Linked DNA regions of Mus musculus: region 1 is linked to region 2. A link is a contact called in ENCODE Hi-C or POLR2A ChIA-PET data. All regions are on one chromosome and are shown on one strand. Each heading gives the region's core, a stretch centred on a gene start or an enhancer-like site at or near the end of the contact. The rest is flanking DNA. Distances are from core to core; before and after follow the strand shown. Region 1 overlaps Myof (myoferlin). Region 2 holds the start of Exoc6 (exocyst complex component 6).

What was found. Hi-C counts contacts between places; a loop is a spot of excess contacts on that map. ChIA-PET counts read pairs that join two places held with the same protein, here RNA polymerase II (POLR2A).
Region 1: a loop to region 2 is called in a map of Patski, with 2.1 times the contacts of the local background. The contact joins the enhancer-like site here to the promoter of Exoc6 in region 2. A Hi-C loop is called at or near these places in 1 of 37 maps with a recorded cell type or tissue (Patski). POLR2A ChIA-PET finds 5 or more read pairs at or near these places in 1 of 5 experiments (Patski).

Annotation. Positions count from the first base shown.
Region 1 is chr19:38,026,212-38,033,324 of GRCm38, reverse strand. All of the region lies in intron 1 of Myof (myoferlin), which reads left to right. Among named protein-coding and RNA genes, the nearest start is that of Myof, 14 kb to the left of the region's middle. Within about 2 kb of position 2,469, at least 1 of the 3 ENCODE cell types and tissues checked has a DNase peak (open chromatin) inside an H3K27ac peak, as active enhancers do.
Region 2 is chr19:37,548,989-37,555,994 of GRCm38, reverse strand. It overlaps Exoc6 (exocyst complex component 6), which reads right to left and starts at 5,577. Exons shown (of 22, transcript NM_175353.2): 1 at 5,430-5,577. The coding sequence starts at 5,530.

The DNA of each region.
Region 1 (7,113 bases), core at 1,220-3,719, 480 kb before region 2:
GACACCAAGCCGAATGAATACTCTGGCGGCCCCTCTGGAGGGGTTGAGTTGTTCAGTATGCTGGCATCATTTGGATCAAGTCAGAAAGCAGAGAGAAATTTACCAAGGACAAAAGAATGTTTTTAAGACAGGGAGAGAAGGAACAAAGCCTAGCCCTCCTGGCCGAGCTTTGTCACAAGGTAATGCAAGCATTTATGACAGGCTGTGTGACTCAGAGGCACAGAGGTGAAATAGCTTAGCAGCGAATCAGTTCCACTGATAATCTAGATCAGGCTATTTTATTAGCAGGAAATAAAGGCCTAACCTATTTTACACAAAGCATTTTTTTTTTTAAATCTCATATTTAACTGGCAGGGTGAGGCCCCATTCTGTTTTAACCACAGATTTCTGGTTTTTTTTTTTTTTTTTAACCTACGCCATCTTTTTTCATCCCAGTAGTCCTGCATAGAAATTGGGAAAACAGTTCTGCCATCTTTCTTTTCACTAACAATGTAGGAAGTTATGGTTCTGCTCATCCTTCCTCCCTGCCTGGCCCCTCCCTGTCTCTGCGCCCTTTTGATGATTTCTGCCTGGGCCTTACAAATACAAGTATTCAGTAACTCTGGGTGAAGGCTGTTAGGTCAGGCATCTTCTAGCTCTTTGGAGAGTCTGGATCGAGCTAGGCTGGGATTGTGCCCACAGGCAGCCTAAATGCTATGCTGCAAGCAAAGCAGAGTTTGATGAATCAAATTTTTGTTGTTTTTTTAAAGATTTATTTATTTATTTTTATTTTATTTTATGTGTATTGGTGTGTTGATTGCATGTATGTCTGTGTGTGGGTGTCAGACCTCCTGGAACTGGAGTCATAGACAGTTGTAAACTGCCATGTGGGTGCTGGGAATTGAACCTGGGTCTTTAGGAAGAACAGCTAGTGCTCTTAACCACTGAGCCATCTCTCCAGCCCCTAATCAAATGTTTAAGTTGTCTTCATGTGCAGGTCACATTGAGGATGAGAACTTGACAGTTTTTATGGACTATGTAACTGCTTTATTTTTATTTATTAATTACATTTTAATTAATTAATTTTATTCACTGAAAATAGAAAAAGTGTGTGTGTGTGTTGGGGGGGGGTGTGAGACAGGATTTCTAGGTGTGACTCTGTCTATTCTGTAGACCAGGCTGGCCTCATACTCACAGAAATCCACCTTTCTCTGACTCTAGAGAGCTGGGATTAAAGGTATGACCCACCACCACCTCCTGGCTATAAAGTCTTTCTTTAAGGTGTGTGTCTGCTCGTTAATGTGTATGCAGGAAGGTATGCTTGCATAAGCATGTGGAGGTCAAAGGAGAACTCTGAGCATCCTCTCTTGCTCTCCACCTCATTCCTTTAAGATAGGATCTCTCACTGAAGCTTGAACTTTTAGGCTAGGCTAGACTGGAAGCCACCAAGCCTTTTCAATCTTCTAACCCCAATTGCTAGGACTACAGGTACAAGCATCTACAACCCCAATTGCTAGGATTTCAGGTACAAGCATCTACAACCCCAGTTGCTAGAATTACAGGCACATGCATCTACATCCATTTTCTTTTACAAGGGTTCTGAAGATCCCAACTCAAGTCCCCATGCTTGCTCAGTATGTGCTCTTACCACTGAGCCTTCTCTTCAGCCCAGAAGTGAAATCTTTTCCAGCTAGAGAAGCTGTCTTAAGTAGAATGGGTTAAGTATCTAGGTAAGATTCTCATAGCAGGTTCAGGCAGAGGTGGGGTTTTACCACCACACTCTCCTCTTCTGAGGCCATCATACAGTTGTTTCCTATGCAGAGCTGAGTGTTATCTCAGCCATGTCTGTCTGTGGCCGACACTCCCCTATCCACGGCCCTTTGGGCATTCTTATCTCTTCCAAAGGAGTTTAGTGCAGGGCAGGTGGGCCATGCAACGGACAGGCATAAGAACCGGCAAGGTTGTGTGAGCTCAGACCCCCGAGAATCTCAGAGATCTGAGACTGGCGGGAGTAGGGCTGTTCCCTACCTATCTCTGTACCTGCTCTGGGACATAACCACGACACCCCACCGTGGGCAGTCACTTTCTTAAATAGTACTTGGAGTCCTTCACCATGCAAATAGAGCATCACTAACATCTCAAACTCAGCCAACGGGAAACATCTACCTAAATGCTACCACACTCCTCAAGGTTTGTATAGTCCCTGGAATAAAGGGCATAAGTTATTTCCACCAAGAATCGTCTGAGAGTGTCTGTCTTTATTGAGCTGTAACACTTGGGGAAGAGTTCTCCCAAAGCATTCATCTCTGGATCTTAGACCACTTAGCTGGCCAGGTTCGTGCTGCCTCCGCCTCCGCCTCCGCCTCCGCCTCCGCCTCCGCCTCCGCCTCCGCCTCCGCCTCCGCCTCCGCCTCCGCCTCCGCCTCCGCCTCCGCCTCCGCCTCCGCCTCCGCCTCCGCCTCCGCCTCCGCCTCTGCCTCTATTGCAGACAAGAGACCTAGGACTTAGGCTGCCTGCACTATGCACACTGCCCAAACTTCCCTGCTTCTCTTCTAAGAGCTGCAACACTTTAGGAATTCTGGACCCAAGAGAGCTCCATGGAAGCTCAACTTCCTCCTCTTCAGTCTGGTTTGGTACAGAGGTGTCTGATTTTCTTTTTTTAATTTCCTGGACCTTTTTTTTTTGTTGTTGTTGTTATTATTGTTGTTTAACAGTGCCTCACTATGCAGCTCTGGTGGTCCTAGAACTTACTATGCAGACCATCTTGGCCTCTAACACACAGAGGTCACCCTGCCTTCATGTCTTAAGCTTCTGGAATAAAAAGCATGAACACCTTCGGAAATTCAGCCCTTGGGTTTCTTACCCTACTGGGTTGAGACTGTGGATGCTGGTGCCTTTGGTCTGGACACTTCTGACTCCATAGCATTGTCTGAGAGTCCCAGTGCTCTCTTTGCGAGTGGCATGCCTTGGAGAAGAAGCCCTTCCCCCCTCCCCCTCCCATACATTTACATGCTCAAAGTCATTTCATGAGCGTGGTCTCACCTGTTGTTCGCAGCCCCTGGAGCTGCCTAGGGAACGGTTACATCTGTTTTGTAGGAATGTGTGAGATGGAGAGAGAGCAAAGCTATGTAGGCAGGAAGAGGCAGAGAAGGAAGAGAACTTGCCTGGGGGGGGGGGGGGCGGTCATAGTCCATGGCTGCCTTCTCAGCTCAGAGCACAACTCTCTTTGAGCATGGAATCTCACACTTTAATTCCATCCTCTGATCCTTTCTATGCTCCACTGACCAAGAGCAGCCCACTTCCACCTCTGACTCCCTGCCCTTCCTCAGATCTGTAGCCAACAATCAGCCAGCTTCTTCAGGAGCTAGAGGCCAGAGTCAACTGCACCGTAACATGGAGGGCTGAGAATGTATTAAAACTCTTGACATTGATGATGCTTTCCTTAAAGAGATAGAGTAGCTGTGGGCTGAGAGACTGAGGCTCCCGGTAAATTTCAGTCAGTCATTTTTCCTCCTGGGAATAACGGGCTCTGATGGTCACAATTTCTACTTTGCTTTGCTTTCGTTTTCAAAATTCTCTTCTGGGGTTGACTTCCTTTTGCTACAATGTCTTGGGTAGGGGCTGGCTGATGGAAGCAGTTACTACTTCTGATTCACAGGAACGTCCCTCCGTCTTAGGCACAGTTTTACTCTTTCACTGGGTCCTTGCTGCCTCTGTGTCTGGTTGAGCCTTTGAATCCCCATTTGAAAGAAGGCTCGGAGGGCCCCTAAGAATCATATCCTCAGTTGAATCTGCTGAGGACAGCCTGGATTCACTCTCTAGCAAACTATGTCTCAGATATACACCAGTCAGATGTCAGAGTGTTCCAAGAGCTGGAACAGCTGTATTCAAAGTCTACCTTTGTTTCTTACTGGTGGGTGGCCTTGGATAAACTGTTTAACTTTCTTGTGCCTTGAAATGAGGGTAATGGGACTAGGCCAATTCTCTCTTCTCTCTCTTTCTCTCTCTCTCTCTCTCTCTCTCTGTGTGTGTGTGTATGTATGTGTGTTTGTAGAATACTTATTTAGCATTCAGTAGGCCCTGCCTAATTTCTGCCTAAAGGCATATATGTAATCCTACAGTGTGGGAGGTTGAGGCAGGATGGCCTCAGGGTCATCTCTGGCTATATATCAAGTTTGTGGCCAGCCTGGACATGAGACTCTATCTCAAAAAACTAAAATTAAATTTAAAATTAAAATAAAAAAAAGGTAACCTCTAGGCAGTTCTTAGCAGAGTGTCTGGCAGATTATAAACCTAAACATGAAAGCTAGTATTCATGAGTATTAGGTCCCAGGACTTCCTAGTGGAGACATCTGGATAGAGTCGGAAGAAGCAGGTCATTAGGCTGGGAAGGCTTGAAAAAGCCACCGGTTGCTTGGTTCCTCAGCTTATAGTGGCATCTAAGAGCCCAGGCTGGAAAATGAAGCTGACTTGGGGCAAAGACTCTCCTACCCTTTTCTCTGCAGGAAGTCTTGGGCAAGTCGATTAACTTTGCCTGCTTCCATTCCTGCATCTGTAAAATGGGCACCCATTCCTCTATCCATAAATTGGGCACACTGGTACCTCAGTAGTTAGGTTAGGCATGGGTATATTTAAAGTACCCACACAGGGTGGAAAGTCACATATAAAATCAGCCTAGCAGCCAGTGAAGCTAGAGACCATTCCCAGGGTTGGCTTTAAGTAAGAGTCTTTTGTGACTCTTTCAGATTTCTGGGCCTCATTGCAAGTTCCTTGGGGAATATTATTTTATTCAGGAGCTCAAACTCAATAGGACATGTCGGAGGCCAGTGGGGCCCGGGCTGCAGAGGGAGGGGCAGGAACCCGGCCTGCTTTGGCCTAGAGTATTCCTGTGTCCATGTTATCAGCTACCTCAGAACACACAAAGCAGCTTCTCTTGTAGAGTGGTTACTGTTTGACCCATGCATGTCTCTTTGAACTCGTTTGGCAACATCTCTCTGAAGCACTGGGGCAGCTAGAGTTTGGAATTTAAAAGTCAAACATGCCTCCAGAGAGTTCTCCTGGGTGGCTTGCCAGGATTCCCTTTAACTCCTGGGGACCGAGGAGTGTCCTTTTTTTTTTTTTTTTTTTTAACCCCTTACAGACAGCTCTGGCCCTGGTCCTTGTAGAATTACCCCATTCTTGTGGCTGCCAGGCTGACTGGCAATCAGGTTCGTCACTGTGGTGTACCAGCTGCCCTGGGTGGCCGCTGACTTCTGGGATGGAGCTGTGAAGGAGTTATTCCACCAGGGCTGTCCCTTGCTTCACTGGGTACTTCCCGTCCCTTGGAGCTCTGAGGCCTGGGACCGCCCTGGGGAAGGCAAAGCAGTGTGTTCTGGTATATGAATAAGAAACACTCCAATGGCTGCTGTGTGCTCCGTGCTCAGACTCAGCGCTGCAGACTTCACATTCATGCTCTCTTTTGACCATTAAGGCAACACTGCACACTCAAGAAGTCTCTCAAATCATGGAGAAGCTACTAAGTAGCAAGCACTCTGTGGGGACACGTGAATGGCAGTCTTAATAAATTATAGCCATGACCTTCAGAGAGTCATAGTCTTTTAAGATTGATTTTTTTATTATTTGTGTGGGAGAAGAAGAGGAGGAACCCCTGAGAACGGGAATTATTCATTGGCTGTGCGCAGTCTAACATAGGTGAAGGACATGAAATTCAGGTCATCTGCAAGAGCAGTAAGTGCTCTTAGCTCTCTCTCCAGCTCTAAGGAGCCACGTTCTTACCTTAGTCCTCCACCTCTGGGGACTGGACCTGTGTTTTAACTGCAAGGTTAGAATGCCAGGTCCCACATTTGCTTGCCCTGTGACGTGTGACAACTGGCGATCATCACTGCATTTGCCTTTGAGAACTGTTAAGATGAAATCAGACCAATGTTGGGAGTAACGGCCAGTTCTGAAAACTTAATCACTGTTAGCCATGTATAAAGGCTTAAAAGCTCTGGGACAATTTTTCGCAAGGTAGGGCATGAATTTATATTTAGCTATTCATTTCTCAGGAGGAAGGGGCATCAACCTGAGAACCAGGTGATGCCTGGCTGTGTCGACCTGACAGAGTTAACTGTCACAGCGTCTGGCAAGGTAGGAACAGTGACCAGCAAAGGAATTATTCTGTGAAGACAGGCAGGGTTGCATGTGAGTTCTCTGGCACTAAGGCTGGCACACTGCTTAAGCCTTTCAGAGCTGAGCCAGGCAGGCTCCGCTAATCAGAAAACAGGAAATGTCCGTAAGAATGTCTACAGCCGTGTGTTCCAAAGTGTTCTGCTTTTGAGTTCGTTGTTTTGTTCTGGGATGAAAGTGCTTAGTTCCTTTCCAAAGGAAGGAACTGCTATCTTAATAACTGTAGAGGTGGCAGCCTACTGATGTAGGTGATGGGGAGACAAGAGAGGGCACTTCCCGTCATTTAATCTGATGTCCAGAGCCTGCAACTCTGACCTTTGATAGGAAGAAAGCAGGTAAAATATACCGAATAGAATAAATATTTGCCTGTGGCTACTGATAAGAAAATATTTTTCTTCTTTTTCTTTCTTTTTTTTTTTTGGACTGATGTGTTTATGTTTGAGAGTAGGATTTTGGTAAAATACAATGTATTTACCTTTTGATACAAATCAGAACCTCCGCCTTGGAAGAGATCAGCTGAGTTTCTCCAGAAGGGGAGGAGCTGGCGCTCATTCTTTCCTTTTTCCTGGTTTGCTGGGAAGTTAGGAGAGGGCCTGGGTTACATATAAGGTCTTTGAATCAGACTATGCCTGGCTAGAGGGCGTCTTCCTAGCTCTGTGATCTTGGATAGAGTTCATGAAAGGACACAATAAAAGCCCAGCGATGCCTGGCTCTCACGGAGCCTGTCTCCCACCCCAAGGTGACGCCTTCAGCATGTGTGTCATGTGAGCAGCCTGGAATCTACTGAAGTTCCAGGTGAATGCCTCCACCTGGGCTGTGGTCAGCCACCGGCCTTCTGTTCTGCTTCACAGGCATCCTTTGTTCTCAGCATCTGCCCTGGTCACGTGCTCAGCAGCATACGTTCGATGTTTTGGGGTAGCTTGGTTTTCCTTGGCAGATTACTAACTTCTGAAAAGTCTTTCAGGC
Region 2 (7,006 bases), core at 4,328-6,827:
GCCTGCTCCATAGGAGGAAATGAATACACGCATGGTATGTAAAACAGTCATACACAGAAGTTTCTGGAAAGCTCTGGAAGTGTTAGTACGGTTTTTTGTTTGTTTCTCTTTATTTCCATCAAACTAGGACCTTTCCCCTCCCCAAATTATGGAACCAGTAACAAGACCGAGCACCAACTGAGAAACAGAGAAGATTCTTGATCAAGAATGAGACACATAGGGAGCAGACTTGAAAATCAGTTTCTCAGTGGAATCGGGAGACACAAAGGGTAAAAGAAGTGGAGAAAATGGATTGGTTAAAGGAGAGAACAATCATGTCGCTTCTAGGAAAGAGCAGACATTTTCCAGGAATTTGGTTAAAGATTTTATATCCACCAAGGGCCTAGGTCTAGTGTCTGGATCAGTAAGTTGTTTTTGGTTTGTCTGCTCCATGTGTGTGTTGTGGAGAGGGAGGTGGTCATATGTGCATCGCTGGGCTTGTTGCCTGTGCACGTGCACCTGCATGGATGCCAGAGGTCCACATCACTTGTCTTCCTTAACCGCTCTCCACCTTATTTCGTGAAGTTCAATATTTTGGTAATCTAAACTTAAGTCCCCAAGTACTTTCCTGAGCTATCTAGCTCTCTACATCTCGGACCAGTAAGGTTTTCTATCTCTGTGACTTTTCTGTCTCTTGCCTGAAGTTACGAAAACAAACTTATGATCGGAAAGGTTGTACCTATCATTCTGTCTGTGAAATGGCTTGTCTTTAGAGAGCACTGATAATTTGTATTATGAAGTCGAGATTTAAAGGAGCACAGCTCCAGCTGGCTTACTGATATAAATAAGCATGAAAACAAGGTGAAAGCCACACACAGGAGTACACACCTTTACTCCCAGCACTCAGAGGCTGAGGCAGCAGGTGTTACAGAAGAAGTTCAGAACTAGCCTGAACTACAATTGTCTGGAAGAAAGAAAAAGTAAGTAACTTAATGGACATTTCAAAATCTCATTAAAATAAGGAAATTGGACTTTCGCTAGATTAAATGTGCTAGCTGAAAAAAAAATCTTCCTACAGAAATTAACTCTGAAATGTTTAAATGGTCAATATTACATGAGAGTAATTTGGCAAACAACCCTCGTTTGATAATTAATTTATAAAGTTGCCTACTTCTTGGTTTTGATCATTTTATTCAACTAAGACTTTTCCTAAGTATGTACTTGCTGACCCCTATGTTAGCATTACTCTAATAATATTTAAGATTATAAAAAGGTAAGGAGGGTGGTTTAAGTATGCTTGGCCCAGGGAGTGGCACAGTTTGGAGGTGTGGAAGAAGTGTGTCACTATGGGTGTGGGCTTTAAGAACCTCATCCTAGCTGCCTAGAAGCCAGTCTTCTCCTAGCAGCCTTCAGATGAAGATGTAGAACTCTCAGCTCCCCCTGCACCATGCCTGCCTAGATGCTGCCATGTTCTCGCCTTGATGATAATGGACTGAACCTCTAAACCTATAAGCCAGCCCTGTTGCGGTAAATCTCCAACCCAAATAAACCAGGGCAACGAAAACACAACTCTGCCCAGCAACACTACTCCAACACTGCCCCAATTAAACGTTGTCCTTATAAGACCTGCCTTGGTTCACAGCAGTAAAACCCTTACTAAGACAGCAAGTCTGTACTCAAATAAACTGAATCATTATTTTGACACTTTTTAACATGTCTAAAAATAATTACCAGACTTCGGTTAACTTTAAAACCTAGATATTTAATGAATAATCATTTAATCATCTGATTGCTAAGTACAATGGAATACTAGGAGACTGACTATCAAACACAACTGAATTGAATGCTTTTGTTTCCCCTTTCTCTATGTCCTGCAGAGGCTTTATTTATATCTACGACGGTTACTGAAAGTGACTTCACTTTCAGTTTGCTCCACTTTATGAACGTGTGCAAAAGATGCTTGTAACTACAGAAGGCTGTGTGTTGTGAGCTTCATTAGTCTGATGGCAATACTGCCCCAGTAGTTTCGAAGTGAAACATATTCACTGGCTAAAAGTTGAAACTGTAACCAGTAGTTAAAACCATACTAGGAAAACCAGTGACAGAGAACACAGGTGTGTTTTGAAAGTGTTTTTTTCCAGAGTTGGTGGCCAATCTTTGTAATCTCGGCACTCAGAAAGCTGATGGAAGAGAACTCTAGTGAATTCCAGGATAGCCTGGGCTACTTAGGAAGTTTGAAGTGGGGGGTGGGGGGCAGTGAGAAAGAAAAAGGAAGTTAAACAGTAACTATCAATTTTTTTTTTTGTTCTCTTTCACACTTTAAAAACTTATCAAAAAGTCCAAAAAGCTTTTGCTTACGTGGATTACGGCTATCGATATCACTGCATTAAAAATTAAAGTGAGGAGCAGCAAGATGGCTCAGTAGGTCAAAGTACTCGCTGCACAAGCCTGGCAGCCTGAGGACAATCTCTGGAATCCAAATAAAAGTGGAATGTAGTACATTCTGTGACTTCCACACGCACATCATGGCATGTGCCCGTGCATATGCATACACACACACACACACACACACACACACACACACCTCACACACATACACAGTGAGGGGGCATACCATACACACATACAAACATAATAAGTTACATTTAAATTTTTTAAAAAAAAATTAAAGCCGTGACAGGACATGGCAACACACGTTGTAATCCCAGCATTCAGAAGGCTGAGACAGAAAAATTACTTGAGTCCAAGATGTTGGAGATCATTCTTGGTAATGCAGAGAGACCCCCATCTTCAAAGAAAAAGAAAGAAGAGAGAAAAGGAAGGGGAGAAGAAGGGAGGGAGGGGGAAGGAAGGAGGGAGAGAAGACGGAATGAAATTAAAAGAATGTGTAGAATTAAGTTGTTTGTTCTGGAAGGGAAGAGCTGCCATGACAGACTCTGTGCAAGCTAGAGAATCAGAACCAGGAACACAAGTCTGTGGAAATCAGAAATCCAGGGACCCACAGGGACTCCCACAGAAGTCTCAGCGTCCCACAGAAGGGTTCCAGAAGTCCCAGTCTCCAAAGGCAGGAGGAGATCCATGTTCCAGCACACGAAGAGAGAACTCAGGGGCTGGAGAGGGAGCTCAGCGGTGAAGAGCACTGGCTGCTCTTCTAGAAGACCCAGGTTCAGTTCCCAGTACCCACGTGGTGCCTTGCAACATGGAGTCCAGTCCGTAACACCCGCTCCTGGAGATCTGACATCCTCAGCACCAGGTTCACGAACAGTGCAGACACACATGCAGGAAAAAAATACTCATACACATAAGATAAAATAAAATAAAAACAATTTTGAGAGAGAGTGCGTGTACACACACACACACACACAGACACACACACACAGGCCCCTTTTCTCTGTTCTTTCATTGTTAGACCCTGCTCAGTTCGCTAGGTGAGGTGCGCCCACATTGCTGAGGTAAGGCAGGATTCACAGCAAGAATCGCAACTCTGCCTATAATCTAGATCTTACACAAGCCCAAGAATCTAAAGTAAGGTTGATATCCAATACCCTATGTGCTATGCACCTGCACAGCTACTAGATTATTCTCTAGTGGGCGTCAGGATGTTTGGATACCTCACCCAGACAATATATAATTTAAAACTTGACCAGAATGGTAGCAATCTCAACAAGCTGTGGCAGAGGCAGGTAGATCTTGGTGAGTTCAAAGCCAGCCTCATCTACATGGTGTGTTCCAGGACAGCCAAGGCAATATAGTGAAATAGTCTCAAAATACGTTAAACTGCTGACCTCTATTATAAGCCACTCCTACTGGGTGATGGCCAGTCCTGATGTGTATCATTCCTAGGGTCCAACAAAGGGACTTGATTTCCAGCCTCCTGAAAACCAGGGGTAACATACCAATGAGGATTCATTTTCTAGTCCACACTGGCTGGGTAGCTACCAAAGACAAAAGTGCATTTCCTGACCCCTGGCAAATGAACTGCTTCATGAACACATTAAGGAATGGCTGTCCTATGAGACTGGAGAGGTCCTTCAGTGGAATCTAGATGTCACAAAGTTTTCTTTGAGTCTGACTCCTATTTTAAACTACTGTATATGTAAAATTCATGTAAGAAAATTAACAATAAGGAGCTGGGCATTGGTGATGCACACCTTTAATCCCAGCACATGGGAGGCAGAGGCAGGTAAACCTCTGAATTTGAGGACAGCCTGGTCTACAAAGTGAGTTCCAGAATAGCCAGGGCTACACAGAGAAACCCTGTCTAGCAAACAAAAACAAAGGAAAGAAAAAGAAAATTAAAAGATACTAATGAGGCCTTTGCATATCATAGCAGGAACTTTCTGTAATAAAAAAACATAACCTGCCTATTAAGTGCTTGGAGGTAGAGAATAAATGGGCAAGATCTCTCATGTTCTAAACAACTTCCCACCCCCACCCCCACCCCAACCCCACCCCGTTCTACAAATACAAAAACAAGGCCAAGGGGGTTAAATGATTTTTTCAGTCATCAGTGACAGGTTTATGAGAAAGAAACAAGAAACACACCACATGATCTGGCTCCCTGGGGCAAAGTGAATTTACAAGTTGAACTGACTTCATTTTATCTACATTTACAGTGAGAAAACAGAATTCCATTTCCAGGAAGTGTGTCCTGAAGAAAGACTACTGACAAAGCACAATCCGTCTCAAATTCCCTTAATGAACCACAAGTTCATTCATCCTAATTGCAAAAGATGAAATTGTAATCCTTGAAGTGTCTAACCTAGTGTTAATGGCTAATAGCTCTGTACCAGTACCAGTCTATGGGGGCAGAAAGTATTCCGTCCGGTATGGACTATTCATTAACTGGTACTATTCCTAAAGAGAGTGGGTTTGGATCCATTTAAAATACGCTGAAATTTTAATACAAAATCAACATAACGTTTGTCAATAAGTAAAAGCTTCCTGTCCCAAGAGCATCGTCACCCCTGCGTGAACTCGAGCTGTCAGCCCACGCTCGCGTCTCGCCCGGGGAGAAGGGTGCTGCAGCGTGGGAGAAAGGTGCTGGCGTCTCCCGCTCAATTTCAATTCTCCCACGCCCAGAGCAGTCAGTGCGCTGGGGTTTCCATCAGCGCGCAACTTGGCACCGGGATCAGTCACGCCGGCCACCTGCAGGTGACCTTCGTCCCCAGCACAGAGCAGACAGCCTCCGCCTAGGGGTCAGGGCCTTGGGGCATCAAGGCCCTAGGCTGGGGCGGCTCTCCGGGTCAGAGACACCCTGGCAGCCACACCCACAGGCGGCGCGGTGACAGGTGCCCGGGCCCTCCGGGTCCCGCAGCCCACGAGCGCCCGCCCCCGCGCGCACCACCTGTCGGGCCGACGCGCGCGCACCCGGCAGCGGACGCCCCGCCCGGCTCCTAAGGAGTCCCTGGTCAGGGCAGCCCGAAAGCCGGGGCATGTGAGAACTTTACCGGAGGGTGGGCCCTACGCAGGCGGTGTCGGTGCTTTCGATCTCCTGCAAGATCCGCTCGTGCTCCGGGACCGTGCCCAGAGCCTCGCAGCTCTCCGCCATCTTGGCTGGAAGCGGAGGCGCCGGCCGGGCGCGGCGGCGCGCGGACCACAGGAGCGAGCGGCAGGTGGCGCAAGCGCGGCGCGGCGCTGCGGGGCGGGGAGGGGCGGGGCCTGGAGGGGTGGGGCGCAGTGGGTGGGGCCCGCCCGGGTGGAGCCCGCCCCTGGGGAGGTAAGGATGACCTGGAGAGGGTGGGGATCGGGGCGGGGGGGGGGGGTGGCCGGGAGGGGAGGGGAACCACCACCTCCATCTTTCCTCGCGACCTGCCCTTAGTTATCTAGAGATGTTTTAGTGCAGTGTGTGCTGTTGTGCACTGCAGGTACCCTAGCAATAACGGAGGTGACCCTCGGTCACACGCCCTCAGTAATAGTGATAGAAGCTACTGAGCACCTGATGGGCTTTAAATAGTGGGGAGTCAGAGAAAAGCAAATGCTTTCCCGAAAATCAAAACTGAGTGTGTCGTTGAGATTTATTTTAAGAACAAACAAAAATTCTATACCTCGACTGCTCTGAAAAAATCGTGTCCCCTGCCGGATGCAAGTTCACCGAGGTTAGTCATATTGGACATAAACTATCAAAATGAGGGAAAATGAGAACAAGACTAAGGCGCTTGCTGGCAACGTAGAAAAGAGGCCCAGGGCAATGTTGGATTTCATGCTGAAGCTCTTGAATCCAAGCGCTCCCAGGGAGTGGTAGCTGGGCTGGGGTGGGAATAGACTTCTAGGGGGAAAGAATGAGCAATAAAGTGGTAGAAGGAAATGGCAGGTGGCTTGAGCAAAGGGACACATGTAGAAAAAGAGGCTTGCTTAACAACCTGTATCTAGGACACCGTGTAAACCAGCTTGTCATGATCAAAGCACTGATGGAAGATTAGTCAGAAAAGAGTTCAAACCTAGCCAGAGGGACAACTAATTTTCTGCTCTCCCTAAGTTCAGGAGCTCTGAGCTTCCCTGTGAGTCAGGCAGGCTTTGCACGAGCCAGCTGTCAGACTCACTCTCTTCCCTGGGCCTCTACTACCAGCTTTTTCCCTCTTCTTCCTCCTTTTCCTCCTTCTCCTTTTCTCCCTCTTCCTCCTCCTCTTCCTCCCCATAAGAAATCCTGGGAGATGATATTGAGAAACAATTAAGAACATGTCCTCTGAAGACAACTGTCCCAAACCCCACTCAGTCATGTGACACTAGGCAAAACTTAATACTTTTCTATCTCAGTGTCCCCAGCCGCAGCTGCTAATAACTGTGGTATCTACCTTGTACTACATCCTATATTATATTAACTTCCATTATTTCTGTAACAAATGCCAGAGCATAAAATGACTCAAGTGTAATCTGTTAGAATGCTCACTGGGCTATAGTCAACATGGCGACACAACTGCATTTTTTTCCAGACTCTAGGAAAGAATTTGTTCCTTTTCTTTGCCAGATTCCAAATGCTATCATAGTCTTTGCCTATGACTTTCTCACTGTGTGGCTCTGGTAGCCT